Linked DNA regions of Mus musculus: all the other regions are linked to region 1. A link is a loop called in an ENCODE intact Hi-C map of the cell type or tissue named here. Cell type or tissue: left cerebral cortex. All regions are shown on one strand. Region 1 holds the start of Tmem147 (transmembrane protein 147). Region 2 holds the start of Ffar1 (free fatty acid receptor 1). Region 3 holds the start of Rbm42 (RNA binding motif protein 42).

Region 1 (5,000 bases):
CCTTGGGGGGGTGCTCTGGGGAGGGACTTGGGAAATCCCACTCACCAGGAAGCTATTCTGCATGGGCCAAGCTGCAGACCAGCTGTCCAGGTGTTTCACACCCAAGGAGTTGCAGGCCAGCCAGGACTACACAATGAGACCCTATCTCAAACACAGCTTTCCCTGCAAGCCTGGGAAAGTGGGCCTTCCTGCCTCGGTGTCTTGACCAGATGTTTCTTTGATCTAACGATGCTGCTTTTCTGCACCATGGTGACTGGAAGTCACTTGTGTAACCCATAGCACATACTGTCCAAGAAAACAGCGAACTAAGAGCTAAAATGGAGCTTTCGCTAATAATTTTATATATTCACCATTGCTCTGTTCAGACACACCAGAAGAGAGGGCATCAGACCCCATTACAGATGGTTGTGAGCCACTGTGTGGTTGATGGGAATTGAACTCGGGACCTCTGGATGAGCACTCAGTGCTCTTAACCACTGAGCCATCTCTCCGGCCCCAGAAGGCTCTTAATACACTCCTGAACAAAAGACAGCAGTTCTCATTTTCTGGATTCACACCCAGGGGCCAGGCCAGGTCAGACACCTTTACTGAACAGACTATCTTAGGTGTGGAGGCACAGGCACTCAGGTGATAGAAGCAGTAGACTTCTATGAATGTGAGGGCAGCCCTCTATATAGTGAGTTCCAGAGCTATATAGCAAACCCTGTATCAAAAAAAAAAAAAAAAAAAAAAAAGTCACCTCCACCTTAGTGAAGTTCCCTGGCATTTGGCTTTTACAGGTCCACTCTCAAATGCCAAGATGTCATTTGAATGGGTCAGATCAAATCAGCCCCAATGCCAACCCACCCCCAACCCCCTGTGTTCCTAAGGGCTACAGCCCCCAAGATCTGTGTCTGTAGCTCCTTCCCTCTGCTCCCAAGACCCAGCCTCGTGCCAGTCATCGCTTCATGTAACGTTTAATGCAACCTCATTAGGGTATTGTGATCTGTATCCTCTTCCCCCGTGTGGGTACATGCAGATGCACGGGGCACATGTACCGGTACACCAGGTACAGGTGATAAACATGTCTTCCTCCATTGCACTCCACTTGTTACCGAGGCAAGATGTAAGGTAGCTTGACAACTAACTAATCTAGCTAGTCATCTTGTTCCAAGGAGCCTCAGTCTGGAGCTGGACTGCTGGGCCTATAAGTGTCCATCAACCGCCCAGCCTCTATATGGATTCTGCGGATCCAAACACAGAAAGCTCACGCTTATGTGACAAGCACTTTTATCCACTGAGCTCCCCTGCTGTGTCCCTGAGACAAAGGTTCCACCTGCCTTGATCACATTCTGTCACCAACACAAAAGGTCTCTGTCCAGTATACCAGATGAGTGACTGACAATGTGGTTTGAGAGTCTGGGTTCCTGGAGATCTTTGCTCGACTACATTTATCTTTGAAATTGTCACGCAGGTGGTCTCCACGGACTTTAACGGCAATCCCCATTCTTCCATCTTTGATGCTAAGGCTGGAATTGCCCTCAATGACAACTTCGTGAAGCTTGTTGCCTGGTAAAGGGGAAAGATGCCAGAGGATAGTGGGGGAGGCTGACAAGAGGGCGAGCGCGCGAGTGCGTACACGTACACACACACACACACACACACACACACACACACACACACACACACACGCCTGGTAAAGGGGAAAGATGCCAGAGGATAGTGGGGGAGGCTGACAAGAGGGCGAGCGCGCGAGTGCGTACACGTACACACACACACACACACACACACACACACACACACACACACACACACACACACACGCCTGGTAAAGGGGATAGATGCCAGAGGATAGTGGGGGAGGCTGACAAGAGGGCGAGCGCGCGAGTGCGTACACGTATACACACACACACACACACACTGACGCCTCCTTCCTCGCCTCCTCAGGTACGACAACGAATATGGCTACAGTAACCGAGTGGTCGACCTCCTCCGCTACATGTTTAGCCGAGAGAAGTAACACAAAAGGCCCCTCCTTGCTCCCCTGCGCACCTCGCGTTCCTGACTTCGGCTTCCACTCAAAGGCGCCGCCACCGGGTCAACAATGAAATAAAAACGAGAATGCGCACAGCTTTGCCCTCTTGTCTCTGCGCCGATCACCTTGCGTTCAGGGCGGGGTTCAAAGTTCTCGGATGAGCGAGAAGAGGTGGCGCTTGGCTCCGAGCCGAGTGGGAGAGGGAAAGCGCTGTCTGAACACAAGGTCTTCAACGGTGTAAGCAAGGCTCTGGAAGTCCCTGCAACACAGCCGGAGCTGGGCGCTCTGACGTCACTGCACGCGACGTACCAGGCCGGACTACAGTTCCCATAAGGCCGCGCGCGGGCCACGGCAAAGCAGGTGGGCGCCAGGCCCCGGTGCCGGCGAGGCCGACTAGAGGAGACGCTGCGCCTGGCGAGTCCCGCATTTGCGGGACCGGGCGGCTGGCGTCATGACCCTGTTCCACTTCGGGAACTGCTTCGCCCTCGCCTACTTTCCCTATTTCATCACGTACAAATGCAGCGGCCTGTGAGTGCAGGGCGGGCGCGGGGTGGAGAGGGTGCGGGACCCGGGCCGACCCCTCACCGCCGGCTTCTTCAGGTCTGAATACAACGCCTTCTGGAAATGCGTCCAGGCCGGGGTCACCTACCTCTTTGTGCAGCTATGCAAGGTGAGGGACTCCCGGACTCCACGTGTCTGGCCTCCAGGCATTCCAGATCTCAGGGGCCTGACTCTGCAGCTGTCACCTTCCATAGGACCACCCTCGAGACAACGCTTAGGGACTATGCCCGAATACCTTAGAAGGGATGCAAGGCCAGAAAGGCCCTGATGCAACTTTTTCTTACAACTGTTGTAAAATGAGAAAACCTCTTAGTGCGATATTTCACCCACAGGGTGTCGCAGGGTGCTGCCTAGGCATTTTTAGACATCAGATTCCCCCGTGAACTTCTAGACTTTTAGAAACCAGGCCACTTGCCCTCTATCTCCCAAGATCACGTGATCTTGCCACTTACACCTAGAATGACCCCTAGAACCCAGCGTCATATCCTCTACTTGCACACTTACTTTCCACAGTATCCACATAGTTTTTTGTTTGTTTGTTTCGGTTTTTAATCTCCCTCACCTTCCAGTGACCTTTCTACTTTCTGATCTCAGATGTTGTTCTTGGCCACTTTCTTCCCCACCTGGGAAGGTGGCATCTATGACTTCATTGGGGTAAGTTGAACAAGGGAAGGGCAAGGAAGAGTGCAGGAGTCGGTTCACCTGGTCCCCGTGTTTACTCGAGCCTCTACCTGACCCACAGGAATTCATGAAGGCCAGTGTGGATGTGGCAGACCTGATAGGCCTAAACCTTGTCATGTCTCGGAATGCAGGCAAGGGGGAGTACAAGATTATGGTTGCTGCCCTGGGCTGGGCCACTGCTGAACTCATTATGTCCCGGTGTGTGGAGCAAACTGGAGCCCAGACTTCCGGGAATGGACAGCTGGGTCCCACAGGGGTGCTGAGGGGAGGTGATCAGAGGCTGGGTGCTGGGGGTGGGGGAGTCTGGGTACTAGAGACTGCCTCCTTTTGCCTTCCTCAGATGCATCCCCCTCTGGGTGGGAGCCCGAGGCATTGAATTTGACTGGAAATATATCCAGATGAGCATTGACTCCAACATCAGTCTGGTATGCAGTCTAGCCCTAGCCTACCTTTATGTTGTTAGCCATACTTCTCCCAAAAACTTGGCTCCAACTTCCCAGTCCCTTCCTGCCTCCCTGCAGGTCCACTACATCGTTGCATCAGCTCAGGTCTGGATGATAACACGCTATGACCTGTACCACACCTTCCGGCCTGCTGTTCTCCTCCTGATGTTCCTTAGTGTCTACAAGGCCTTTGTCATGGAGTGAGCTGGGTGGGGTATGAGGCTGGGTTCAAATGGGGGTGTGTTTTCTCTCTCCTTTTCCTCATTGTGATGTTTCCCCACAGGACCTTCGTCCACCTCTTCTCCTTGGGTAGTTGGACAGCACTGCTCGCCCGGGCAGTAGTAACAGGACTGCTGGCCCTCAGCACCTTGGCCCTGTATGTTGCTGTTGTCAATGTACACTCCTAGCTTGACATCTCAGGTGTTGGCGAACCTTTTCATTTCCTCTCTCCAGATTTCAGTGAAGTAAACAGTGTTTGGAAAGGTTTTTGTTATGTCCATCTCTCTCTCTCAGAAACCGAATCCTCGGACTTAGGTCTCACAGAGTCTGTCTGGCTTCAGAACCAGATAAATAAGCTGGAATGTTGGCCAGTCTTCCTGGTTTCCCCATGAGAACCTGGGGGCTTGGTAATCATTGAACAAGCTAAGGAATGAACACACTAGAGTTCAGGAGGGGGCTTTGGGGTAGAGGGGCATTCTTCCTCAACTTACAGCTTGGTTTGAGCCCTCTTCCATGGTGAGTCTTCCCAAAACTGGTTACCTCCAACTTTGCAACCCCCCATTTCTCCACTCTAGTCCATCCACCATGTAACAGCTAGGGGGCTTCATATAAAACTTGTCTACTACTTAGGTCACCGTCTTCCACTTGCAACTCTCTGTGGAGTTTCCTAGTGAAGGTGACAGTAGGCTGTGCCATTTGCCCTTCATAATTTGGAGCTGCTCCTCTGAACGATTTCCCTAGTCAAATTCCTGCCATCGTTCAAGCCACAAGGCCACTCGGAAGAGTTCCTCGGTTCTGAGCTTCTGCATGCTTCAACTAGTCTTGCAGCCTTCAGATTAAATCCTGGCCTAAGTCTCTCAGTATGTGTGTGGGGGTTGGGGGATGGGAGATTCTAGGTCAGCTAGTCAAATAGCTGTAGTTGAGCCTACCAACTTAGATACTGTCCTGGATGCTTACTCCACCACTGTGGTTGTGCCCTTCTTTGTTCCACTAGGCTAGGCTTTTGCCCTATCCACTCCCTGAGAAGGATGTGTCAGATCCAAGACCTTGATGGAAAGCCTACTGTCTTAGGGCACTTCTCA
Region 2 (5,000 bases), 130 kb before region 1:
CTAGCTGGCTACAACTTGCTCTGTTGACCAGGCTGGCCTCAAACTCACAGACATCTTCTTGTTTCTGTCTTCTGAGTGCTGAAATTAAAGGTGTGCACCACCACTCCGGGCTTTCTCTCTTAAAACCAAAAACAACTGTATATGTGTGTGCAGTTATGGTGACTGTGAGTGACTGATGTGGGTGCCAGGATCCGAACTCAGGTCTCCTGGAAGAGCAGCAAGCTCTCTCTAACTGCCGAGTCATCCCTCAAGGCAGCCCCTGATTTCTCTGGTGAGGGTTCTTTCCTTTTGAAGGGGTACAGAAACTCTGGTCACAGAGTAAGGGACAAGCAGTGAACTCGGGGTCTCTGTCGCCCCATACAGCCTGGTTCTGACTTCCCTCTGCTCCTTATTCCCCAGAGTCTCTGGGATCAGACATCGTTGCCTTGGTTCTGGAACCTTCTTTCTCTTCCTGTTACACCCAGTCGTTATCTTCATCCTAAGAGCGGTACTGTGGAGGAGCAGCTGGGGACTGAAAGCTTGGAATCCTTGATGCTGACCCGAGTTCGGTTGCTCTCCGGCGGCCATTTCCTTCTGTGGGCCTTGGCATCCTCAGTGACTCTAGGACTGGCTTCTGGTGCTCTGGGCAGGAGGAACGCCAGTTGTGACATTCTTTTCTCTGCAGATGAGCTGAGTACAGTGAACAGGAGGAACAGTGGCGACCAGCACCCACTCGGCCTCATGGACCTGCCCCCACAGCTCTCCTTCGCTCTCTATGTATCTGCCTTTGCGCTGGGCTTTCCATTGAACTTGTTAGCCATCCGAGGCGCAGTGTCCCACGCTAAACTGCGACTCACTCCCAGCTTGGTCTACACTCTCCATCTGGGCTGCTCTGATCTCCTACTGGCCATCACTCTGCCCCTGAAGGCTGTGGAGGCCCTGGCTTCTGGAGCCTGGCCCCTGCCGCTCCCCTTCTGCCCAGTCTTTGCCTTGGCCCACTTTGCTCCCCTCTACGCAGGCGGAGGCTTCCTAGCTGCTCTCAGCGCTGGCCGCTACCTGGGGGCTGCCTTCCCCTTCGGGTACCAAGCCATCCGGAGGCCCCGCTATTCCTGGGGTGTGTGTGTGGCTATATGGGCCCTTGTCCTCTGCCACCTGGGGCTGGCCCTTGGCTTGGAGACTTCCGGAAGCTGGCTGGACAACAGTACCAGTTCCCTGGGCATCAACATACCCGTGAATGGCTCCCCGGTCTGCCTGGAAGCCTGGGATCCCGACTCTGCCCGCCCTGCCCGTCTCAGTTTCTCCATTCTGCTCTTCTTTCTGCCCTTGGTCATCACTGCCTTCTGCTATGTGGGCTGCCTCCGGGCCCTGGTGCGCTCAGGCCTGAGCCACAAACGGAAGCTCAGGGCAGCTTGGGTGGCCGGAGGCGCTCTCCTCACACTCCTGCTCTGCCTGGGGCCCTATAATGCCTCCAATGTGGCTAGTTTCATAAACCCGGACCTAGGAGGCTCCTGGAGGAAGTTAGGACTCATCACAGGGGCCTGGAGTGTGGTACTCAACCCACTGGTCACTGGCTACTTGGGAACAGGTCCTGGACGGGGAACAATATGTGTGACGAGGACTCAAAGAGGAACAATTCAGAAGTAGCAGCCACCTCTGGGGGCAAGGGGCACTGCGTGGAATTGGATGACTCTGACTCTGCCAGGCTCCCAAGAGGGCAGATCCACCACAACTCAGGAGGCCTGGCCCAAAGCCATCGCAGAAACCACTCATGGGAAGGGTTCCACCTGGAGAGGACAGCGTCCTTGTACGAAGAAAGTGGAGGGCAAGTGCTGGACAACAAGAGACAGTACGTCTGCCTTACACACCTCAGCCTGCTCCCAACTGCTTCTGGCCTGTATTGTCCTAACTGCCTGCCGTAGGCGGTGCGCAGTCCTCTCCTGGGGGTGACGGGAAGCTCAGTTCTGATCTGGAGGAATACCACCATCATGACCCAGTTTTGGAGTGTTTCCCTGAGATAAGAACATTTTCATGTCTGAAGAAAAGAGGCAGCATCATGGCCCTGCCATACCACGCTGAATCCACTAGGGGACAGCACTGAACGTTCAGCTTCAGCGAACCGGGGATAGGGGGTGGGGTGGAGGTGGGAGGAGGGGGCGGGGGTGGTAGGAGGAACTGGCTTGAAACAGGGAAAGAAAGGGCTTTGCCGGCCTGAGCTCCATCAGAGGCAACTGCGGAGAGGAGTAGGTAGTTGCCGGTACCACTCAGAGTCTCATCCTTCAGGGTGTCTCATTTCATCGTCAAACAACCCTTCTGTGTAGCACCCCTCCCTCTTCGTGCGTGTGTGTGTGTGTGTGTGTGTGTGTGTGTGTGTGTGTGTGTGTGTGTGTGTTATTGGAGATAGAGTCCAGAGCCCTAGGCAAGTGCTCAATGCAGCCACTGACTTTATTCTTTATTCAGCAGCCCTGATCTTTATCCAGGTACTTCACCACCACCACTCCATACATACCACACACACACACACACACACACACACACACACACACACACACACACATGTGCACCATACACATTTGTTCTAGCAGACAAGAGTTTAGGTGTGGTCTTGAACTCCTGAGCCCAAGTGATTCTTCTGCCTCAGCATCCAGACAACCTGAGACTGTTGGCACAGGACACAGTCCCCCCATCTCACTAAAACTGTTGATTTCAGCCAGGTGCCCAAATGGGCAGGTTGTGAGCCAGACTCAGTGCCCAGCAGGGGGAGCCAACACCCATGCCATTCTGTAGCATGTTTGCTTGTCCAGGGAGCATCTTTTCAGATTTGAGCTGACACCACACACTCCTTCAGCTAACTGCTCTGGGGTGCAAAGCAGTACTCCCAGACAAGGGATGCCTTCCCCCAAATACAGTGTGAATTAGCTATGGTGCTGACCACCTTCGTTTTGGAGATGGTAGGAAGCTTTCTTGATGTCCTATAGCATAGATGAGCTGGAATGTGGTTCTTCCAAGTAGGACCCCTAAGGCTTAATGGACATGTAGAAAAACTAGTGGTGTCAGCTATATTGGTCATCATTTGGAGAAGGAGGAGAAGCACACCCCAGCCCATGAAAGGGAGGCCAGAGGAGAGTGGCCATGAAGGAGACAGACACTTGGGCATCTCCGGGGAGGCCAGGTATCAGAATCAAGTTTGTTCTTCTCATGAGAATAAAGCCTTTAATGATGATTAACAGAAGAGTAGCCAGAGCACCTGAACTGGTTCATACAAATTATTCCTTTGGGCAAGTGGACCTCTGTGAGGTCAAAGCCATCCTGGTCTACTTGGTGAGTTCTAGGACAGCCAGGACTACATAGTGAGACCCTGTCTCAAAAACAAAAACAAAACAAAACAAAACAAAACAACACAAGAAAGAAAGAAAGAAAGAAAGAAAGAAAGAAAGAAAGAAAGAAAGAAAGAAAGAAAGAAAGAAGGAAAAAAAAAACGACCTCTTTGAGGCTTTAAATTCATTTGAATGTAGGGTTTTTGAGCAGTAGATCCACAGCACTTAGGAAACAGAGCAACACATAGTAGGCATTCTGCAATCAGCATGTAGTAGGTGCTCAGCAGTTCTGTGTTGCTTATTTGGTATTCTGTAGAGAGCAGGACTGTAGTAATGGCTGGGGTGACTATTTAACATATCAAGGCAGATGCTGGCCAGCTCTCCCAGCATCCCTCTGTACCTGTGACTCCTCTAGCACTTCTCGGCCTGCCCCTACCCTAACCTCCCAGGGCCTGGGCTTCCCTTCCCCTAGCCTGATCCCTATATAGCTCAGCCACCTGGCTACACCAGTCTTTTGGCCTCTTGACTGGATCCTCTTTGACAGGGGCTCTTCTCTTGCTCCCCTCCCGCTCTCTCCTCTCACTGTCCAGTTTAGTCCGCTGGCCACCGTCAGCCTGGACTCTCTCTTCCCTCTGTCTGCTTTCTCCCTTTTATCTACAGTAAAAATCTTCTTCCTCCTTTAGAGTAGTCATGTCCTCCTTCTTTAAGTTCATGTTTGCATTCACCATGAAAGCCAGAAGTAATAGACATGGCCCCTGGGCAGTGAGGGCACCAGAGACTCTTGGTAAAAGGTTGGGGCACCTGCTGGGGTGGAGCCACTGCCCCCAGTTACCTGGCCTTCCTCCCACTTGGGGGACAATCCACTTCCTTCCTGGGGCCCATGAGAGCAGAGTGATTCACTCAGGCTTCCTCTGCTGAGTGGAGCCAACCCACTTCCAACTAGATCTCTTGATATCCAACTCCCCCAGGAGACAGAGCCTCCTTTTAGCATCTACATCTTTATTATTTAGTCATTCACTTAATGCAAGCCCCAAAGCAATAAAGACTGCTTGGCTCACAGTAGCACCTTTAACAACGTCAGGAAATTTATCCATGCTAAGTATACAACCAATCTTTAAAAATAAATTTGCAAATATGTACTCTATTTTCACAGCCCCAGAAAAATCCCTTCTGTTTCTTACACCATTATCTCTCTATCTCCCAATTACTAATCTACTTTCTGTTTTAAAATATTTTCCTATTCTGGACATTTCATGCAAATGAAACTGTGTGAGACAGAGCCTGCTATGCCTAGCTTGCTTCACTTAGCACACATTTTAGGGTTCATCCATGTGGTGTGCTTGGGTAGTTCACCCCTGATTATGCCATTATCCCGATGCATCTGTCTGTTGAGGGGTCATTTCCGCCTGTGAGCCAAGGTCACTAGGTCTGGGATGAGGATGACGCATGAGCCAGTGTTTGAGAATGTGCGCGTGTTCAAGCCTCTTCAATAAATATTCATAGCAGAATTATTGGTATTGTGTAAATGTATGTTCAACTTTTTAGTTGAACCGAATTGATTTCCAAAGTGCTATCCCATGGTGCGTTCCCCTCAGCCATCAACAAACACTGCGCTGTCCCTCCATCTTTGCCGGAACTTGGTTCCGACTAGTGTTCTGCTGACAGCCATTCTGGTGTGCGCTTGTTGGTTTGGTGCTCTGTTCCATA
Region 3 (5,000 bases), 78 kb after region 1:
CAATGGACCAAAGCCCCTGCCTTCAGGGAACTAGTGGCCTAGGAGAGTGAGGTAGCCAGCTGGCACGGAGGATGACTTAAGTACAGCGGAACTTAATTGCCATGGGTACATTAAGCAGGGTAAGGATGTGGGAGGGAGACTTTGCGAGCAGAGCTTTGCTGGCAAGGTGATCAGGGAGCACAGTAGCACAGTGCCTTGCCAGAATAGAGTCCTGTGTAGGGGCAGGTCAAGAGATGGCAGTGTCCTCTAAGGTTCTGTTTTCTTAGTCTGTGACTGGAGCCCAGGCTGGCCTTCAACTCATGAGCTTTCTGCCTCCACCACCCCTACTTAAGTGTTTGTATTACGAGATCGCCTTGATTCCTTTTCAAAAGCTTCAACAAAATAATGAAAGCAACATATGAGAGGTTTATTTTTGCTCACATTTAGAGACTACAGTGTGTCCTGGCAGGGAAGGCACAGTAGCTCTGTGGTGGTAGGAGCGGAAGGTGTTGCTTTTTCATATCCGCATCTGGACTATATCTGAAGATACGGAGTAGAAACCAAAATAAATACAGTGTTCAGGACTGGCTGCCAGCAACTCCCTCCCAGCCAGACACCACGTCGCAAAGGCTCACGTACCTCACAAAACAGCACCACCATTTGGGGACCAAGTGTCCAAACATGAACCTGCGTGGGCTGTTTCAGACTCCAACATTGGTCTTAAAATTTGTACAGTTTTTATTTTTTATGTTTAAATCGGAGCTATTTGTAGTTTGTCCCAGGAGTATGTCTCAGGGTTTTACTGCTGTGAACAGACACGGTGACCAAGGCAGCTCTTATAAGGACAATGTTTAATTGGACTGGCTTACAGATTCAGAGGTTCGGTCCATTATCATCAAAGTGGGAGCATGGCAGCACCCAGGCAGGCATGGTGCAAGTAGAGCTGAGAGTTCTAGATCTTCATTTGAAAGCTGCTAGAAGACTGGCTTCCTGGCAGCTAGGATAAGGGTCTTAAAGCCCACAGTGACACACCTACTCCAAGGCCACACCTACTCCAACAAGGCCATGCCTCCTAATAGTGCTACTATTCATACTACCATATTCCACTCCCAGGTCCTCATAGGCTTGTTCAAACATATGAGTCTATGGGGGCCATACCTAAACATAGCATAATGCAAAACACAGTTAGTCCAACTTCAAAAGCCCCCATAGTCTATAGCAGTCCCAACAATGTTAAAAGTTCAAAGTCCCTTCTGAGATTTATCCAGTCACTTAAGTGTAATCCCCAAAGCAAGACAGGAAACCAGCTGGGCAAACTCCAAACGCTGCATTTCCATGGCTAATGTCAAAGCAGTCTGCAGATCCCCAATTCCTTTTTCATCTTTGTTGACTGCCACAAACTTCTTTCTCATGGGTTGGATCCACTCCCTGTTAGCAGCTTTCCTCAGCATATATCCCACAGCTCTGGCATCTTGAATGTCTTGGGATCTCCAACGCAACTTCAGTGTTACAGCTTCTTGTTCCAGTGTCTGGGATCCACACATGATCTGGGCTCCTCCAAAAGGCTTGAGTCACATCTCCAGCTCTCCCCTCTGTAGCACTCTAGGCTCTGGTTGACTCCACTCCACTGCCACTGCCATTCTTGATAATCATCTCACAGTAATGGCATCTCCAATACACTGGGGTCTTTGACTGCAACTAGGCTTCATTCATAGGCTCTCTTCATGGTGCTGAGCCAAGTCCTGCTGCAACAAGAGGTACAACCTTGGCTGTCTCTGGAACACAGCTTCTTTGTGCCCTCAGAAAAATACTTCCCAGAAGATTTCACCTCACTGATGCTGGTCTTTTATATATATATGTACATATATATATATGATTTATTTATTTTATGTGTATGAGTGCATAATAGCTGTCTTCAGATCCGGGTGGTGGTGGCGCACGCCTTTAATCCCAGAACTTGGGAGGCAGAGGCCAGCCTGGTCTACAAAGTGAGTTCCAGGACAGCCAGGGCTACACAGAGAAACCCTGTCTCAAAAAACCAAAAGAAAAAAAAAAAAAAAAACTGTCTTCAGACACACCAGAAGAGGGCATTAGATCCCATTACAGATGGTTGGGAGTCACCATGTGGTTGCTGAGAATTGAACCCAGGTCCTCTGGAAGAGCATCTGGTACTCTTAACCGCTGAGCCATCTCTACAGCCCCAGATGCTGGTCTCTTTTGTTTGTTTGTTTGTTTGTTTTTTTCCAAGACAGGGTTTCTCTGTGTAGCCCTGGCTGTCCTGGAACTCACTCTGTAGACCAGGCTGGCCTCGAACTCAGAAATCCACCTGCCTCTGCCTCCCGAGTGCTGGGATTAAAGGCGTGCGCCACCACACCCGGCTCAGCTGGTCTCTTCTTAATCACCGCTAATTTCTTAGCTCCAGCTAACCAGCATCAATTGTCCCAGTAGTCTCTTCTCTTTTTCACTCTAAAGCCAGAGCCACATGCTGGAACATCACCCCACCCCCAACCCCATTCTATTACCAGCTTTCTGTTTTCCACCTCCCTCATTGCCTAAGCTTGGCTGTCCTGGAACTTGCTCTGTAGATTGACCTTAAATCCAGAGATCTGCATGGCTATCTCCTAAATTATGGGATTAAAGACATGTACCTCCACACTTCTCTCTAGATATCTCTAGTATAAAAGCCAATATTTGGGGGGCTGGAGAGATGGCTCAGCAGTTAAGAGCACTGACTGCTCTTCCAGAGGTCCTGAGTTCAATTCCCAGCAACAACATGGTGGCTTACAACCATCTGTAATGGGATCTGACACCCTCTTCTGGTGTGTCTGACAGCTACAGTGTAGTTAGATATAATAATAAATAAATCTTTTTTAAAAGCCAATATTTTGTTCTGTATCCATAATCCCAGCACTTGAAAGCCTATGTCAACCTAGGAAGTTCCATACCTGGGCTCAAAACCAAACCAAACCCCAAAATGAAAAAAAGAAAACCATGGAGGTAGTCAGTAAAATTAAATTTTATTCAAAAAAAGAATAATGAACTGACCCCTGGCAGTGTATCTGTCCACCGAGTGCAAAAGACTCCTACCCTGGCTTTGCAGTGTTTACAAACTTCTGGAAGGACCTCCGAACTTCCGTGCCTCCTCAAAGTTCCGGCTTCCACAGCGGGGTGGGTCAAAGTGACGTTGCTTCGCTCTCATTCGCCCACCTTTCTCTACGAGGGCGGGGCCTATCCGTACAGCCGCGTCTGTCAGATTAGAGGCCCTTCCGGGGCCCTGACTTTCCGACACTCTAATTGGCTTTTGCTCGCTCTGGGGGTGTGGCCAAGTCTCAGCCCCTGTTCTTAAACTACGTCCTCACGCAGCGCATCCGTCGCGGTAGTCCATACGTCATCGGCCGGCTCCCACCCTGAGACGACAGGGACTCGACCGTAGAACCCGCTGCGGCTGCTGGAAGGAGCGGTGAAGGCTATGGCATCAGCGATGGCCGGAGCAGGGCCGGCTCCGGGACTCCCGGTGGCGGGAGGGCCGGTGGTCCCGGGGCCTGGTGTCGGCATCCCGGGCAAGAGCGGCGAGGAACGCTTGAAAGAAATGGAGGCGGAGATGGCCCTGTAAGGCCCTGAGTAGGAGAAATAAAAGCTGTTCCCGGGCAAACCCAATTAACCCTGTAGCCTCCAGGTCTTCAGAAGGTTGAGATGTGGTTCCATAAGGGGCCGTGGGACCCGAGGGATGCGGGGAGGCATTAGCTGGGATGAAGGCGCGGTGGAGAAGTACCCAGCACCTCAGGCTTGGTGAGACCTGACCTATGGTATCTGTCCCGCTCCCCCAGGTTTGAGCAAGAAGTATTGGGAGCTCCGGTGACCGGAATCCCAACTGCTGTGCCTGCGGTGCCCACGGTAGAAGCGATGCAGGTCCCCCCAGCTCCTGTGATCCGCCCAATTATCGCCACCAACACATACCAACAGGTAAGGTGAGAGCTACAGCTTGAGTCGGGAGAACAGAATGGTTTGGTCCCAATAAGGGCTTATCTATGGACAGCGATTGATGTTTTGGCTGGCATGACCACTTAAGTGCCAGGGACTCAGGATGCAAGACAGTATATTTAATCCATTGGAAACTAATATTCTACAGTGCCTGTCCGGTAGAACTTTCTGCAGTGTTAGATTATTCTATATAAACATCTCTTGAGCCAGGCATGGTGGCGCACACCTTTAATCCCAGCACTCGGGAGGCAGAGGCAGGTGGATTTCTGAGTTCGAGGCCAGTCTGGTCTACAGAGTGAGTTCCAGGACAGCCAGGGCTATACAGAGAAACCCTGTCTCGAAAAACAAACAAAAAAAAAAATCTCTTGAAAGTTTTTATTCACAGATTTGGGGTGTAGTTCAGTGGTAGAGCACTTAGCCTGGCAGAGTCCTATTTTCTAAGCCCACTACCACCACAAAAAAACCAAAACAATATTAAAATGTATATCTGTGTTGTCATTCCCAAGACTCATGGATAATATTCCAGGTGCTTAATAGTCAGCTGTAAGAAAGAAGCCGAGGAAAGAAGGAAACAGGGGGGAACTATTTAGAGGAACACCAGCAGAGAAAACGTGTTTATTCTGTTCACAGTTATTAGGTGGGCTGGGATGCAGCTTAGTAATAATCTCATGCCTGGCATGTCAAAGCCGTGGGTTCAATCCCTTGCATTGTGGAGGGAACAAAAAAGATCAAAGGCACTCTTGTGCCTTCTCAGCACTAGGCACTGTTCTAAGCAAGGGGTGTATAGGAGAAAACAAAACAGAAAAGTTCCCGTTGTTTCTTTGACCTTACAAAGTGGTAAGAGTTTTATTAGCAGTCAGGGAAGGCCTTTTTGATCTGGTATTAGTAAAGCAAAGATATAAATGAGATGACTGAACCATGCAGATGTCTGGAGTGATGTTATCCCAGGCAAAAAGTTGTCCATGCAAAGACTGAGACAGCATTGTCTTGTTCATGCAACAGCAGAGAGGTCAGTGGCTAGAGAGGAGCAAACAAAAGGG

The links. Hi-C counts contacts between places; a loop is a spot of excess contacts. Peaks named below come from ENCODE experiments on the same cell type or tissue, not always from the same donor. Only the 100,000 strongest peaks of a DNase experiment are listed, where the experiment ranks them.
Region 2: a loop joins it to region 1, with 2.5 times the contacts of the local background. A loop is called at or near these places in 4 of 42 quality-filtered maps.
Region 3: it touches region 1 in a loop (3.0-fold over the local background); 9 of 42 quality-filtered maps call a loop at or near these places.

Annotation. Positions count from the first base shown.
Region 1 is chr7:30,726,886-30,731,885 of GRCm38, reverse strand. It overlaps Tmem147 (transmembrane protein 147), which reads left to right and starts at 2,352. Exons shown (of 7, transcript NM_027215.2): 1 at 2,352-2,542; 2 at 2,615-2,684; 3 at 3,170-3,229; 4 at 3,318-3,454; 5 at 3,597-3,681; 6 at 3,778-3,899; 7 at 3,983-4,185. The coding sequence starts at 2,466. The coding sequence ends at 4,106. Gapdhs (glyceraldehyde-3-phosphate dehydrogenase, spermatogenic) reads left to right here. Exons shown (of 11, transcript NM_008085.2): 10 at 1,454-1,551; 11 at 1,927-2,107. The coding sequence ends at 1,999. In left cerebral cortex, CTCF peaks have their summits at 2,086 and 2,945; DNase peaks (open chromatin) are centred at 1,276, 1,603 and 2,305; H3K4me3 peaks cover 2,307 bases; H3K27ac peaks cover 972 bases.
Region 2 is chr7:30,857,191-30,862,190 of GRCm38, reverse strand. It overlaps Ffar1 (free fatty acid receptor 1), which reads left to right and starts at 721. Exons shown (of 1, transcript NM_194057.3): 1 at 721-1,623. The coding sequence starts at 721. The coding sequence ends at 1,623. In left cerebral cortex, CTCF peaks have their summits at 2,027 (motif pointing right) and 2,735 (motif pointing right); DNase peaks (open chromatin) are centred at 2,033 and 2,741.
Region 3 is chr7:30,648,526-30,653,525 of GRCm38, reverse strand. Rbm42 (RNA binding motif protein 42) reads left to right here and starts at 3,298. Exons shown (of 10, transcript NM_133693.2): 1 at 3,298-3,588; 2 at 3,807-3,942. The coding sequence starts at 3,449. In left cerebral cortex, a CTCF peak has its summit at 2,800 (motif pointing left); DNase peaks (open chromatin) are centred at 2,462 and 3,274; H3K4me3 peaks cover 1,561 bases; H3K27ac peaks cover 785 bases.